Linked DNA regions of Homo sapiens: region 2 is linked to region 1. A link is a loop called in an ENCODE intact Hi-C map of the cell type or tissue named here. Cell type or tissue: prostate gland. All regions are shown on one strand. Links, peaks and the distances in the headings refer to the core of each region. The heading gives the core; the rest is flanking DNA. Region 1 overlaps TMCO4 (transmembrane and coiled-coil domains 4). Region 2 overlaps LOC105376823 (a long non-coding RNA gene).

What was found. A loop is a pair of places that touch in the nucleus more often than their neighbours do. Peaks named below come from ENCODE experiments on the same cell type or tissue, not always from the same donor. Only the 100,000 strongest peaks of a DNase experiment are listed, where the experiment ranks them.
Region 2: it touches region 1 in a loop (2.2-fold over the local background); 12 of 110 quality-filtered maps call a loop at or near these places.

Annotation. Positions count from the first base shown.
Region 1 is chr1:19,756,491-19,765,377 of GRCh38, forward strand. All of the region lies in intron 6 of TMCO4 (transmembrane and coiled-coil domains 4), which reads right to left. Among named protein-coding and RNA genes, the nearest start is that of TMCO4, 39 kb to the right of the region's middle. RefSeq lists an enhancer at 8,510-8,887. In prostate gland, for the core only: a CTCF peak has its summit at 5,886 (motif pointing right); DNase peaks (open chromatin) are centred at 2,754 and 5,901.
Region 2 is chr1:19,857,058-19,865,057 of GRCh38, forward strand. It overlaps LOC105376823 (a long non-coding RNA gene), which reads right to left. Exons shown (of 3, transcript XR_947028.3): 3 at 3,154-3,698. Among named protein-coding and RNA genes, the nearest start is that of OTUD3, 21 kb to the right of the region's middle. In prostate gland, for the core only: no CTCF peak of the experiment used is centred there; DNase peaks (open chromatin) are centred at 4,214 and 6,924; H3K27ac peaks cover 915 bases.

The sequences.
Region 1 (8,887 bases), core at 888-8,887:
GTAAATGCAGATGATATTTAGTAAATAAAGGCAGTATGCTGTATTTATAATATGAAATTGGAAACAACCTGGAGATTTCCAACATCAGGAAATTAGTTGAATAACCCACACCCATCCAGCCGAAAACCAAGGGGCCATAAAAAGTGATTCCTAAGAAAAGTATGTAATAACTTTCAAAAATAAGTTCTTACCCAGAAGAATTTATGGCTAAGATAATTTATGGCTAAGTGGTGGTGCGTGCCTATAATCCCAGCTACTTTGGAAGCTGATGGGGGAGGATCACTTGAGCGCAGGAGCTCGAGATCAGCCTGGGCAACATAGCAAGATCTCATCTCAGTAATTGAAAAAAAGGAATAAAAAAGACACAGTTCTGTTTGCATATTATAAATAAAGAAAAAAGGGAAAATAAATGCTTATATAATGAAACAAAATTTTTAATGCATAGAAGAGTGACTTGATAATACGTCATGGGGTCCCAACTAAGAAACAAAACAAAAAACAAATACCACACAGGAAAAAAAAGTGAAGGAGGTCGGGCGCCTGTAATCCCAGCACTTTGGGACACTGAGGTGGGCAGATCACTTGAAGCCAGGAGTTCGAGACCAGCCTGGCCAACATGGTGAAACTCCATCTCTACTAAAAATACAAAAATTAGCCAGGCGTGGTGGCGGGGGGGGGCGCCTGTAATTTCCAGCAACTTGGGAGGCTGAGGCATGAGCCACTGCACCTGGCTGACAATTCAAATTTAGCATCTTACGGTTCTGAAGGCCGGATATTCTAAAATCACAGTGTTAGCAAGGAGAGAATCTGTTTTCTTGCTTTTCCCAGCCTGCTTTCCTTGGCTTGTGGCCCCTCCCTCCAGTCACTCCAGCCTCTGCTCCCATGGTCACATGTCCTGCTCTGACTTAGATCCTCATGTCTCCCTTTTATGAAGACCTTGTGATTGCATTAGGCCTATCTGGAAAGCCCAGGATAGCTTCCCCATCCCAAGATTCTTAATGTAATCACACCTGCAAAGTCCCTTTTGCCATGTAGGGTAACATATTCACAGTTGCCAGGGATTAGGATGTGAACATCTTTGGGGGCCATTATTCCATCACTTAACCCTTGACCTGGCTCAACCATCACCTCCTCTCTGAACCCTCTCTGCATCACTCCTTCCTTTGGGGGTCTGTGATCGCTTACACAGACCTCTCTCTCAGTATCTTCCCCATTTGATTGTACTCATCATATCTTACTAGACTGTAAGCTTAGTCATCTGTTTTTCCAACTGCTGTACCTACCTGGGGTGTGACAATAAGAACTCAAAAAATGTTTATGCAGTGAATGAACCAATGAATAAACTCTTCCGAATTTTAGGTCAAATTCTTTGTGACTCAAGTACTATGACATGCTTCCAAATTGAATGTTTTTGACAGAGAAAATCACAAGGACCTGGCATTCAGCTACTCCGCACTCACCTTCCCTGTGTGCCCTGGCCCTGTGAAGACACAAGTTGTCTAAAACGCTAATTCCCCAGTCCAGCTGCCTATTAGCATGACCTGAGAAGCTTGCCAAAAATAGGGTTTCCTGAGTTCTGGTATAGGGGACCCTCCTTTCCCTGGCCTCATGTTTCCATGTGAGGGACCATTTACCATGACACAGTCCCTGAAGTCTTGAAGTTTGAGGTTTCGGCTTCTGCAAAAGAAATCAGTTCCTTCCTTGACCCAGGGTCCCCAGAGTGAAACAGGGTCTCTTGGGGCTGCCCTGCTGTCTCCCAGGATGAGGAGCTGTCTACGTGCTGGGGACAGACACCACATGCTGTGGCTTGGGGTTATTAGATTCAGTAAACTTCCATGGAAAAAAGGAGCTCCTTCCTTCCCCCATAGGAGCAAAGACTACTGTGCCCACGTGATAATCGGGTTGTAGAAATCAAGCTTTGGCCATGATGATTAATTGGTGGCAATGATAATTAGTTGCTAATACATACTCCACTGGTCAAGGCTGCAGTGATTCACCTTCCAGCATGCAGGCTGCTGGGTGCATGTGTGATTAACATTCCTGTGGTAATCTCAGGCACGGGGCTTTTGTATCTTAGCCTTGTGTATAGGTCATTTCAAGGACTTGGTGGCAGGGATGCTGGTCTTGGAGCCAGGGTTCGTAGTTTAAGGCATGTTCCTTCTGGAAGCTCTAGGAGCAAATCTCCTCGTCTAGAAGGCAGTAGGGAGGGGCAGAGTCCTGGGCTACCCAGGATATTGGCATTCTCTGGCCCAGGCTCTACTGCCAACTTGCCAGGGGCCAACTTGCTCCTTGAGAGCCTGTCCCAATGAAAGGTGCCCCACAGGCCAGGCGTGGTGGCTCATGCCTGTGCCTGTAATTCCAGCACTTTGGGAGGCCGAGGTGGGCCAATCACTTGAGGTCAGGAGTTCAAGACCAGCATGGCCAACATGGTGAAACCCCTTCTCTACTACAAAATACAAAAATTAGCCAGGTATGGTGGCACACGTTTGTAATCCCAGCTACTCGGGAGGCTAAGGCAGGAGAATTGCTTGAACCTGGGAGGCAGAGGTTGTAGTGAGCCAAGATCATGCCACTGCACTCCAGCCTGGGCAACAGAGAGAGACTCGGTCTCAAAAAAAAAAAAAAAAAAAAAAAAAAAAGTGCTCCATCCACCCTGGGGCTCAGACCACAAGCCTGGGCATTGCTCTTAGTTCTTGTTTCCCTGTCCCGACATGTAACCCAACAGCTGATGCTGACAGCTGCACCTGCAAAACATATCCTGGGTTTGACCACTTCACTCCTTCTCCACTGCCACCGCCACAGCCACAGCCCTCGCTCTCCAACCACCAGCCGCCTCACTGCTCTCATCTTTCACTCTTGCCTCTGCACTCCATTTGCCAAACAGCAGCCACTGAGCTTCTTTAAAATCATCAATCCGGTCATGTTCTCTCCCTGGCTTAGAGCTCTCTGACAGCTCCCCAGTGCACTTAGAATAAAGTCCACATTTCTTTCCATGGTCTGCAAGACTGCACATTATCCAGCCCCTTCCTGCCATCCTCTCCGACCTCACCTTCTACCCGGCCCTGCTTCAGGCACCAGCAGCTCAAGAAGCCAAGCTCACGGCTGCCTCGGGGCCTTTGCACTCGCTGTTCTTGATATCTGGGAAGTTCCTGCCCCAGATCTCTGCTCAGCTGCCCTTTCCCATCAGTCAGGTCTCCACTTAAATATCACTTCCTTAGAGAAGCCAGCGGCTCCTGAATCAGAACAGCTCAGCCCCCAGTCACCCCATCTCCATTACCCCATTTCCCTGTATAGGTTTATTGTCTGGCTTTCCCCATTGGAATGTCTGTCCCACAAGGGCAGCGACATTTACTTTGTTCCTTGCTGTTCTCCCAGTGCTTGGGACAATGCCTGGCAGTTAGTAGGTGCATAGTTAAGATGTGTTGAGTCATGAGCTGACCAAAGTTCTCTCTTGCCTGCCAGGGTTCTGTGCTGTGGCCACCTGCCCCAAGCAGCACAAAAGACCTTTCTCTGCCTCCCACCTCCACTGAGACTCCCTCTCCCTCTCTAGTACCCTCCAAGTCCTGCTCCCCCAGGGGACTAGGGGAGAGTGGATTAATGGGTTAAGGCCTCTCTCCTCCTCTCAGTGGGGTCTTCTCTTACAGTGGTGAATTATTCTTAAATGTCATATAGTCTTTTTTTTTTCTTTTTTAAGAGATGGGGATCTTGCTATGTTGCCCAGGCTGGTCTCAAACTCCTAGCCTCAAGCAATCCTCCCACCTTGGCCTCCCAAGTAGCTGGGACTACAGGCACATGCCACAAATATCAGAGGCTTGACTATGCCTGGAACACTCAGTTCCTTCCTCAAATGTCACCTTCTTGGAGAAGCCCTCCCTGACCCAGTCCACTCCTTCCTAGTCTCTTACCATGAGTTATTTCTCCGTATCTTTTTCTTTTCTTTTCTTTTTGAGACAGGGTCTCACTGTCACCCAGGATGGAGTGCAGTGGTATGATCTTGGCTCACTGCAGCCTCAACCTCCTGGGCTCAAGTGAGCCCTCACCTCAGCCTCCTGAGCAGTTGGGACTACAGGCATGTGCTTCCATGCTCTGATAATATATATATATCTCCAGCAATCCACACACCTTTGCCTCCCAAAGTACGTGGTGGGATTAAAGGCATGAGCCACTGTGACCAGCCATTTCTTCTTATCACCATTTAAAACAACTATATATATATTTTATTTGCCTACTTGTTTATTTTGTCTCCTCTTCTTCTAGAATATAAAATTTAAGCTCCAAATCCACTGTGCATCCCTAGTACCTCGGCCCATGCCAAAAACAAAGCAGAGGTTTAATAATCTTTGTACGTAAGAGGAATGGAATATTTGTAGAAATGAATGAATGACTGAGTGGCTGGAACTCTGTTGGGAGAGATCCAAATGCAGGGGACAGTTCTGCTGGATGAGATGTATATCCCCTTTCGGCAGAAACATCCTATGACCAATAATCCTATTAATCTGGAAGCTTCATTTATCACCTACTCATCTAGATCAGATTCTGCACTACACTCTCTGCACGTATTGGCTTATTGAATCCTTATGACCCTCTGAAGTGGCGGGTACTATAGAAACTCCATCTTCTCAAAGAGGAAAGTGAGGTGCAGAGAGCTTAGGCCAGTGGCCAGGTTCACCTGGACAGCGAGTAGTAAAGTGGCAGCCTGGGTGCAGATGCTGTGCACCTGACCGCCACCCATTCCCCGCACCATGAAGTGGGAAGGAGGGCCACGAGCTAGCAGAACACTGTCTTCCAGCCACACACCTCTCCCCGAAGCCCGCCCATGCTTCCAGCCTGCACCCCTTCCTCACGGCCTCCTTCTAAATCAGCCCATGATCAATGGGTGCTGCAACATCCCCCCATTGCTCCTGATAGATGTGCAGATTCCAGTCCAGTGCCCAGGCCCAGACTTTTGGATCCTGCCGGAAGGACCAAAGGAGCTGGTATCCAGAGGTCCTTTCCAGCTCAGAGATCTGAGGGTCAGCCTCAGGGTACCTGTTCCTCCTCACAAGGAGAGACCTTTAAAGCCCAAGGTCAAATGAACTTGAAACAGCCCAACAGCAACAGGGTCATGTGGAGACTTGACAGTCACAGCGGGACAGTGGTTCTTAGAGTTTAGGGAACATCAAGGTCCCAGAGAGCTTGTGGAATTACAGCTTCCTCGGTCCCACATGCAGGAGATCTGGGGTAGGGCTTAGGAATCTGTACTTTTAACAACACTCCCCACTCCCAGTGATTCTGAAACAGATGATTCCTACCCCAGGAAACAGAGCAGTGGGCTCCCCTCTTGCAAATGAGCTCCTCCCAGTCTGAGATAGTCTGGATGTGCTCATGCCTGGAGGCAGAGCGTGATGCTCCTCCTGCCACCTCTGCAGGGAAGGGAACCCGGCATCCCTGGCCTGCTCCTAAGCAGCAGGCATCATGGCAGGAGCTTGCATTTGTGATTGCTGATCCTCCCAATGGTCCTAGGAGGTTGTCACTATGATGCCGCATTTTGCAAATGAAGAAAGAACAGGTGCAGAGTGGATAAGAAACTTTCTCAAAGCCACACAGGTCAGAGAGTGCTGGAGCTTGGATTATAATCCAAATTATGTGATGCCAACATTTCTGCTCATTCCACTATGAGTGCCTTTTAAAGGCAAATGCCTTACTCTTGAGTGAGTTTGGTGTCCTAGGACAATCTCGTTTGGCCAGCTGTGAATCCTATATTTTATGCACATGGGGTATACATACAATCTCAGGGGCAGCCCTAGATCATGGGCCACAGGCACACCTAAAAGTTACGTATCACGGGATAACAGTTCTTTGGAAAGATGGGGGATTGGGGAGGGTGACCGAGGGATCTCGGCTCTGCCACCAGAGGGCAGAAGTGTGCCAGACACCCAGAACTGCGGGATTAGCCCTGGTGCCCACCCCAGACACACAACCACATACTGTGGGAGCCCCTGGAGCCAACTGGTCCCCCTGCTTCAACAAGAGCAAGGGGCATGTCCAGAGCCAGGCTGTGTGTTCATGATGGGACTCCTTCGCCCACCAGCATTTCTCAATACAGAAGCAGCTGCGTTTCGTACTTCATTATCGAACACTCTTATGCATCAAAGAATAGCAGCACCCTGGGAACTTGGCCCTAAATGCCAGTTGCACCCACACAGGTTGTGATAACAATCCTGACTCTCCCCACATTTCCAAATCCCCCAAATCAGGAGCGGGGGGCAGGACAGCCTCCTGTTGTAAGGCACTGAAACAGCCTGTTCCCAGTAATGGCTCCATCTCTGAGCATGGAGGTAGGGATGGTGGGTCGGGGCTGACCTCGTACCTGCTGGGAGAGCCCACACCTTTGGGAAGAGATCATGGTCAATCCCCGCCCTTTGGGGGCTGCCCTCCAGACCAAAGCGAAGGAACCCAGAGGCAGAAACTTCAGCCTTTGTCAAACAGACCTGGGTTTAAATCTTGATCTAAGTTCCTACTAGCTGAATGGGTTCAGTAAGTCTCTTAACCTCTCTGAGCCTCAGTTTCTTCATCTGCAAAAGGGGAATAAGAATATCTTTTTCTTTTTTTCTTTTTTTTTTTGAGATGGAGTTTCACTCTGTCACCCAGGCTGGAGTGCAGTGGCACGATCTTGGCTCACTGTAATCTCCGTCTCCAGGGTTCAAGCGATTCTTGTTCCTCAGCCTCCCGGGTAGCTGGGATCACAGGTACCCACCACCATGCCTGGTAACTTTTTGTATTTTTAGTACTGATGGGGTTTCACCATGTTGCCCAGGCTGGTCTCGAACTCCTGACCTCAAGTGATCTGCCTGCCTCGGCCTCCCAAGTGCTGGGATTGTTACAGGCGTGAGCCACCACGCCGGGCCAAGAATATCTTTTTGATCTGGCTTTTGTTGAGGGACAATAAGAGGATGGATGTGGTGAGCTTGGCTGGCACCTGGGACACAGTAAGTGCCCGATACAGGGTGGCTGATATTACTTCATGGGAAATTGTCATGTTTCCTCCTTCCTGTACCTGTTAAGAAGCCACTCTCTGAGCCAGGGTGCCAGGGTGAGGCTGTGGGCTGCCTGCTGCTGTGCCAGGGCAGGGGCCCTTTGTCTCTCTTCTCCCTGGGTCTGAGGACACACCTCACAGGTCACATTCATATAACTGCTAACCTCACCCACCACCCTACTATCCCTTGATTCACCAACTTTTCTAATTACATACTTTTTCTAGAATATTTATTACGTAGCCCCATTTTTACCCTAAATGAATTATTTCCCATATAAAGAAGAAACTACACAGTATTCCAGTACCATACACCCTGTCCATTGCTGAGCACTGGGTTGAAGCCCCGTTGTGTGCCCAGGGTCCCGATTTTGAGAGGCTGAGCCTGGCTGCAGAGCCCTCACAGGGCAGTCTAACTCAGGACATCTTGGGGATGATTCTTGCCTTTTGTCCTCATGGCTTAGGACGATTAAGGGCATTAAGGCAGTGACAAGCTTACTTCAAGACCAGTGGTCTTGGAGCAGAGGGGAGAGAGGAGGGGTTGCTTCTGAGACCCTCCCATCTCCACCTTCTTGGATGTAGGATCAGTAAGAGAAGCAGCTCCTTTGGTTCCTGCCGCATGGGCACCCGCCCTTCATTCAGGCCTCATCCAACCCTCTTAAAGTCAGCTTCAGGGGTGAAGTCTCCACTTATCTCCATGTGGGAGGTGGAACAGCAGGTAAGAGGTGGACTCAGGAGCCCCGGGGCCTGTCTGGAATCCTAACTTCTCACTTTCCAGCTTGGGCAGGCATTTCATTCTCTGCGCTGCAGTTTCCTCTGCTGTAAAATGGGAACAGTAACAGCATCTACCTCCAAGGGTCATTGTGGGGTTTCAACGAATTGGTTCCTATAAAGAAAGCACTTAGCTCAGAGCCAGGCATACAGTAGGCACTCAACGAGCATGTGCTATTAGAGTTACTCTCAGTGCCTCACACGGGGCCGGGCATACACAGCAGGTGTCAGTTCTTATTTGCGGAATAGATGGACCAGGCTGTTTGGATACGGATTATAAACTGTATGAGTCTCAAGGATGTTGGGCTGGGCGTGGTGGTGGCTCACGCCTGTAATCCCAGCACTTTGGGAGGCCGAGGCAGGCAGGTCAGGAGTTCGAGACCAGCCTGACCAACATGGAGAAACCCTGTCTCTACTAAAAATACACAAAAATTAGCCAGGCGTGGTGGCACATGCCTGTAATCCCGGCTAGTCGGGAGGCTGAGGCAGGAGAATTGCTTGAACCCGGGAGGTGGAGGTTGCAGTGAGCCAAGATTGCGCCATTGCACTCAAGAGTGAAACTCTGTCTCAAAAAAAAAAAAAAAAAAAAAAAAAAGGATGTTGATGGAGAACCCAGCAGCCAGGTGACAATATTTGCATTTTACCACAACCTAAGACTAACACCTCAAGTCTTTCTGATTCATCAGGGAGGCAGGGTTTGCAATCCAGTAATAAATACCAGGCCAGAAAGCAGAGCCACGTCTGCGGTAGAGAGTGCCGTGGCTCAAGTGTGTGTGCCTCCTGCAGTTCCAGGGCCTAGAGGTGATCCTCCCTTTGGATTCAGAGATCAGAGGGCAAAAATCATGACGCAGTTTAAGTCTCCCAGGGACCAATACAGAGTTCACGGTGAGATTCACTTGGCCTTAAATGGAGTTTTGAAACTTACTTTGAAATGTAATCCTGGGCTACTCACTTAACCTGCAGAACCTTCATTTTCTCCCCTGTAAGAGCAGGTTAACAGTACCAGTCTCAGCAGCAGATCTGATGATCATCTACTCTGCAATAACTCAGAATCTATGTAAGCGGCCTAGAAGAGCAACTAGAAGAACTTAGGAAGATTACCAA
Region 2 (8,000 bases), core at 1-8,000, 100 kb after region 1:
CACGGGTTCAAGTGATTCTCCTGCTTTAGCCTCCTGAGTAGCTGGGATTATAGACATGCTCCACCACACCTGGCTAATTTTTGTATTTTTAGCAGAGATGGGGTTTTGCCATGTTGGCCAGGCTGGTCTCGAACTCCCGACCTAAGGTGATCCGCCCACCTCGGCTTCCCAAAGTGCTGGGATTATAGGCGTGAGCCACTGCGCCTAGCCAATTGTTAAATATTTTGAATATCACACACATATACTCTATGAAACAGCTATCCCACTTCTGAGAATGTACCCTAGAGAAACTGTCTCACATACATCTGTAAGATAACCAGATAAATATAAATAACTACAATAATGAGAGATTGACCTGACACCCATCAGATGTGCACACACTTTAACCCAGAATTGTCTGGAACAAGAAGATGGAGGCTACCTAGTTGTCTACCACTGGGGAACTGTTAAGTAAAACCTGGCCTATATATTCGGTGAACTGTTTTGTAAAATCTAGAATTCATGATCCAGATTTACATATCACAGCATGAATAGATCTCAAGAAGAAAGTGTTGAGGAAAAAAGTGGAAAGAATGAGATTTATAGTGTGGTTCTATTTGTGTGAATTAAAAAAAAATCAATACCATACAGTGAAAGATTTACACATATATCAAAATAGACAAATGGAAGGTAAGTTAGATGGACTTAGGTTAAACAGAATCAGTTTGAGTATTTATGGTGGGGAAGAAGGACAGAAGTGGAAATGGAGGGTAAAGAGGAAGAGGAAAAAATAAAATAAAATAAAAAAGCAAAAGGGGGATCATTTACTCAGGTTGCCATGTTTAGCAAATAAAAATATAGGACTCCCAATTAAATCTGAATATCAGATAAAGAACAGATAGCATTTTAGTATAAGCATGTCACCATACTTAGACATATGTCTATAATATTGACAGTGGTTAAACAAGTGACTAAATTCAAATTTAACTGGGTGTCCTGGATTTTATCTGCCAGCCCTAGACTCATGACATTGGCAGTTCTCTCCTCTGCCTGGCGGAACTGTCCAGGTGGTCGTAAGAGTGATGCTCATCAGATCATACTTATTGCTAGTTTGGTCCTGCTTCCCATCATGGCAGCCCCGGATGAACCCTGGCACTGCTCACACCTCTCTGATTGGGTCCCTGGATATCAACAGGCTGTCTCCTCATCAGAAGGGCAGTATGAATCAAGGGTCTCTTGGGCCATTTACAGCAATTACCACACCCTGCCCTGTGTTAAAGCCCAGTCTTTAGGATGCCCTGGGAAATGAAGCCCATCACCTCTCAATTATGTGATACACTGAAGAGCACCTGGGAAGAAGGGTGAGAGTAGGTGAGGGGTGAAATCCCAGGCATTATTGCCAGTCTGGCTTTGGTTCAAATCCCAGCTCTGCCATTTATTAGCTCTCTGACCTTAGGCAATTTATCTCCTGAGCTTCTGTGTTTTCATCTGTAAAATGGGAGGAAAAAAAATCAATATTTCAAAAGTCTCTTGTGAGGATAATCAGAAAAAATAAGAAGAATAGAAAGTATATGTACAGGGTACAGTACAACTACTGAATATATATATATTTTTCTGTACATGCTACATATATACACATACATATATGTATACATACATACATATATACATATATATGTAGCATGTATAGAAAAAATATATATGTGGCATGTATAGAAAAAAAACCCTGGAAGGAAATCTAAAATGTTGACAGTGGTTATATAAATAGTAAATGAGAGAGATCATGTAAAGTGCTTAGTGCGTGATATTCACTCAATAACTGTTAGCATTTTCTGTTACTGTTTCTTGAGATGGGATCATGAATAATGGTTATTTTTTCTTTATACTTGTTTGTATTTCCCCCACATTTTCTAAGATGAAAGCATAATTATGTTTGAACCAACACACATTTGTAGGACAGCTACCACGTCCTGGGAACTGTGTTGGCTGCTTGGCATAGACCCTGAACAGACAAGGCTGTAGCAGGAAGTGCAGGCTGAGACGACAGGATGATGTCTTTACGGTCGCTGTTCTTGCTTCTGCTTTCTGTGTTGTAAAATCTGTAGACCTCATACAATACACGAGATAAGCAAAATAGCCCCAATGGGCTTGGTATCTTCATTTAGGCTTTCAGATTGTTCCTCCCCATCATATGCTCTCTTTCTTTCCTCTTTACTATTCTTCTCTTACAGAGCACTAGAAAGAGGCATTAAAAACCATCTAGTAGGGCTGGGCACGGTGGCTCACGCCTGTAATCCTAGCACTTTGGGAGGTCGAGGCGGGCAGATCACCTGAGGTCAGGAGTTCAAGACCAGCCTGATCAACATGGAGAAACACTGTCTGTATTAAAAATACAAAATTAGCTGGGCGTGGTGGTGTGTGCCTGTAATCCCAGCTACTTGGGAGGCTGAGGCAGGGGAATCACTTGAACCCAGAAGGCAGAGGTTGCAGTGAGCCGAGATCACGCCATTGCACTCCAGCCTGGGCAACAAGAGTGAAACTCCGTCTCAAAAAAAAAAAAAAAAAGCCATCTAGCAGGTTGAGTGCAGTGGCTCATGCCTGTAATCCCAGCACTTTGGGAGGCCAAGATGAGCAGATCACGAGGTCAAGAGATCGAGGCCATCCCAGCTAACATGGTGAAACCCCATCTTTACTGAAAATACAAAAAATTAGCCGGGCGTGGTAGGCTGTGCCTGTAGTCCCAGCTACTCGGGAGGCTGAGGCAGGAGAATCGCTTGAACCCAGGAGGCAGAGGTTGCAGTGAGCCGAGATCGTGTCACTGCACTCCAGCCTGGGTGACAAAGCAAGACTCCATCTCAAACAAAAACAAAAACAAAAACAAAAACAAAACAAAGAACAAGTTAATGTAATGATGTCACATCTGTGTTCAACTCGGTTTAGAAAACACAGGTTAGACTAAGCATGGCTTTCTTTGCCTTTTCTCTCTAATGTGGGGCTGCTACTTGTTTATTTGTGTAGTCCTTTTTGAGCATTCAACAGATACTATATTTATTGGGTTTTTTTCATGAGTCAGACTCAGCAGACAGATGGAAGGAAATTCTAAAAGTCTGGGAAAAAACATCTTTATGTGAGAAAAAATTACAATCGACAAACATCAAGTACCCTTTCTGGGAGTGTTTATATTTAGAAAGAGGTTTCATTTCTTTTTACCTGAAAAGAACAGCTGTAATAGTGGAATTTCGGCCAGTGTGACATGTCAGGAGAGGAGGTCTATTTGGGGACAGGAATACCCTCCCAAAGTCACTCAAATCATGCAATTGAGGCAGCACTTTCCTTGTCTGGGCAGAGGTCTTTCCAAAGGGTGGGTCCCAGTGGCAAGATGACTTCCAGCTTCATCTTGAGAAAAGATGGAGATGGGACCCTTGATGGGACTTGACCCTTGTGTAACTTTGCAGAAAAGAGAAGAGAGCAACAGTGGGAAGAACTTGCTCCATTCATGGCCATCTGGGTGGTGGAGCAGGTGTCTCCAGGTGTGTTCAGGTTGCCATGTCAATAAGCACGTCAGCCTGCACCTACCCTGCTGTTTCCAGAGAAACCCTCTCCTCTTCCTGGTGTCCTTTGCTCTGGGATTCAGCTTCCTCTACCATGACTATGAGTGAGCACAGATCCCACAGAAATCCTCTGCCCTTGACCCGTTCTCTTAGTGTTTAGAAGCACATCTGTAGGTGGGAAGGAAAGACAGTGGGAAGGAATGTCAGATGAATGACTTCAAAATGTCAACCCAAAGGCCTGTTGCTTCCTAAGTAGGTGGCCATGGCAAATGCTTTACCTTCCCAGGCTTCAGTTTCTTAAATCTGAAAGTGAGGATAACGATAGAATCTTCAGAGGGTTGTGGGAGGATTAAATGAAATCACACATGAAAATGCTTTAGCACAGTGGTAAATGCTTAATTAATAGTAGCTTGGATCATTATTCATGCCCCGAAAATTCAGGATATAAGACCAATTGATTCTTAGGGAGGCTCGTGGACCTGGCATGCACCTGTCTCCCACCACTGGCTCCCTGGGAGGCCCACAGTCTACTTTGCATATTTCCTAGCAGAGAAGAGAAGTGGCTTTATCTGTGGGGTAAAGTCCCCCACTCCAGGAAGGAATTCAGGGGGTGGAACAGAATGGGTGTTGGATTCTGATCTCTGTGGATGACTCACCTGCTTTGGCTTGGAACTTGCCTTTGCAAAATGGGGATAATAAAGCATTTCCCCCTTCACTGCCCCTCCCTTGTCTCCCAATTTATGAGTCTGGCAGGAACTGATTAGCTTGTAAACTGTTCTGGTCTCCCTTGGAGAAAAACATCTGATGGAGGCGGTGAGGATGGTTACAGTTTTCAGAATTGAAGATTTCAAAGCAATGCTTCCCAATACGTGGAAGTGAAGACTTTGTTACATCTGGACTCAGGCAAGTGTAGGGTACAAATAGTATAGTATTACCTGGGAAGGTCAATCTTGGAGAACCAATGGTCCTAGGGTTAGTATTTGTGCCTGAAGCTATGTGGTAGGATAAATGATTTTCAGACCCTTGGCAACAAGGAACTTTTATTCAAAACTTTGTGGTTAGGGCACAGGCTCTGAGTTGGACTCTCAGGTTTGAATTCTAGCTCAACTGTTGCTAGCTGTGTGACCTTGCACCAGTTTGCTAATCTTTCTGAGCCTCAGTTTCCTCATATGTAAAATAGAAGTAATGACAATACCTAACTCATAGGATTGTTTTCAGTATTAAATGAGTTTTAAAAATCTAAAGCTTGAACAGAGTGTTTGACACAGCCAAAGGCTTGGTAAGTAAGTATTAGCTTTTATCCATCTATACATCAGCTTATCCATGTATATCATCATGATGTGGACTGAGCAGTGCTGTGTAGAAGTAAGAATCTGGTATTTGAAACAGTTACACCCTGAGTTCCAATCCTGCCTGACCACTCAGAAGTTTTGTGACCTCTGGGCCTTTGCACATACTGTCCCTCAGTTTCTGTATCTAATGGCTGAAAGATGATGATACCTAAATAAGCTGTATAAAATACAAAAACATCTTTAAAGTGTCAAAGAGCTAACAAGACACTGAGGAAGACTGGCTGAGATCTGGGAAAAGACAGGATCTCAGAGAGGTGAGCCCAATACTCCAGGCTGCTTTTGTCCAGGAACGTTGGCTGATGTTGAATAGGCACTAAATGATTGAGCTGTAATTTTGTCAGCCTGTAGAGATCTGCTTGAACTCTAGCTTGAACTGTGGCTAGTCTTTGAGTCATCAGGGTGGCCCAGAAAATCTCAATGTTTTGAATTTGATTAAATCATCTAAGACAGTCAGTAGCCTCAGGTGTTTGACAGAAGCTAATGACAATCCCCTTTGGAAGAACAGAACATCATCCTTGGCCTCAAATCAATAATTATGTTTTAAAATACAGTATCCAATAAGCAAGAAAGATATCTAGGCACATGAAGAGACAAGACATTGCCTTGTCACGCCTGTAATCCCAGCACTTTGGGAGGCCAAGGCGGACAGATCACAAGGTCAGAAGTTCAAGACCAGCCTGACCAACATGGTGAAACCCCGTCTTTACTAAAAATACAAAAATTAGCCCGGCGTGGTAGCGCATGCCTGTAATCCCAGCTACTGGGGAGGCTGAGGCTGGCAGATCACCTGAGGTCAGGAGTTTGAGACCAGCCTGACCAACATAGTAAAACCCCATCTTTACTAAAAATACAAAAATTAGCCAGGTGTGGTAGCACATGGATGTAATCCCAGCACTTTGGGAGGCTGAGGTGGGCGGATCACTTGAGGTCAGGGGTTTGAGACCAGCCTGGTCAACATGGTAAAATCCCATCTTTACTAAAAATAAAAAAAATTAGCCAGGGCTGGTGGCACGTGCCTGTATTCCCAGCTACTGAGGAGGCTAAGGCAGGAGAATTGCTTGAACCCAGGAGGTGGAGGTTGCAGTGAGCCAAGATCATGCGATTGCACTCCAGCCTGGGCAACAGAGCAAGACTTCATCTCAGAAAAAAGACGAGACACCATGAACAAGAGTCAAGAAAAACAACAGACAGCAGAAACAGATCCATAGGAACTACTGTTGATGGAATTAACAGAGACCAATCAGAAAACAACCATGCTTACTACATTCAAGGAGATACAAGTTGGAAGATGTTGTCAGAAAACAGGAAAGTGATAAAAAGTGATAGCATATTTGAAAAAGAACCAATAGAAATTCCATAACTGAAAAATATAAGAACCAAAACTAAGAATGCAATGGATGGTTTTAGTGTTAGATTAGACGCAGCTAAAGAAAAAATAGCAACGAACTGTAAAGGTCAAAACAGGTCAAAAGACAATCTTTTAAGATACAGTATGGGGAATTAAAAAGGCAGGAAATATAGAAGAAGTAAATGACATGAAATGTCTAACTTAATAATTGGAGTCTCAGAAGGAAAAAGACAAGGGAGCACAGGTTATGTTTGAAGATAATGACGAAAAAAGGTGCCAGAGGCCGGATGCAGTGGCTCACGCCTGTAATCCCAGCACTTTGGGAGGCTGAGGTGGGCGGATCACCTGAGGTCAAGAGTTCGAGACCAGCCTGGCCAACATGGAGAAATCCCATCTCTACTAAAAATACAAAATTAGCTGGGTGTGGTGGCGCATGCCTGTAATCCCAGCTACTCGGGAAGCTGAGGCATGAGAATCGATTGAACCCGGGAGGTGGAGGTTTTGGTGAGCTGAGATCGCACCATTGCACTCCAGACTGGGCAACAAGAGCGAAACTCCGTCTCAAAAAAAAAAAAAAAAGGTGCCAGAATGAGAATACATTTCTTCAGACACAAGAAGCCCAACAATTCCCTTTTGTTTAAAGAAGCCCAAGAATAAACAGGAAGAAATCCACACCTAATGATGAAACTGCCCCAGTGATTCCTATTCTTGGAACATTCTTTCGCAATGACCATTCTAGCTAAATCTTATCCAAGGGCACATCTTATCTTACAACTAACGTAAACTAAAATACTTCATGTTTCTCCTCCTCTCCCCAGTTCTGAGTTAGGTGGACCCTCCTCTTTATTCCCAAAACATCCTAGGCTTACTTGGATTTTCTAGCAAATCATAGTTGACATTGCCTCTTTTTTTTTTTTCCCCCGAGACGTAGTCTTTCTCTGTTGCCCAGGCTGGAGTGCAGTGGCGTGATCTTGGCTCACTGCAACCTCTGCCTCCCGGGTTCAAGCAATTCTCCTGCCTCAGGCTACCGAGTAGGTGGGATTACAGGCGCACGACACCATGCCTGGCTGATTTTTGTATTTTTAGTAGAGACGGAGTTTCACCATGTTGGCCAGCTTGGTCTTGAACTCCTGACCTCGTGATCCGCCCTTGTCGGCCTCCCAAAGGGCTGGGATTATCGGCATGAGCCACCGCGCCTGGCCCAACATTGCCTCTTTATCTTAACTCTTAACACCAGACTGTGAGCTCTAGGAGGGTAGGGAATATGTCTTTGTTGTGGTTCCCCAGCATCTCAGCACAGAGCCTGGCACACAGAAAAGTACTGGAAAATGTTTGTCCAAGAATTAAAGTTATCTAAATTCTTTGAGCCTCAATTTTCTCATCCACAAAATGGGGACAATAATACCAATCTCATGCATTCTCTACATGATTGTGAGAATTAAATCAGATGAAACTGGTGTACCAGACATTTCTTGACACAGTAATGCTATATAGTTGAACTCCCTAAGCCTCTGTTTTTTTATTTGTCAAATGGAGACAATAATACCCACTGGGTCATTTTTATTATGGGCCGAGACAAGATATCAAGCATGTCATAGTTGACAGTGAGGGTTAAATGAACTAAAAGGATGCCCATTTGTTGAATTCCTATGATGTGTCATTGGCTGTGTTAGGAGATTTATATTCATTATCTCATTTTCAAGTAGATGAAAACATGAAGCATATGGTTCTTTTCTTCACTCTTAGATGCCTGAGAACTAAAAGTCTTAC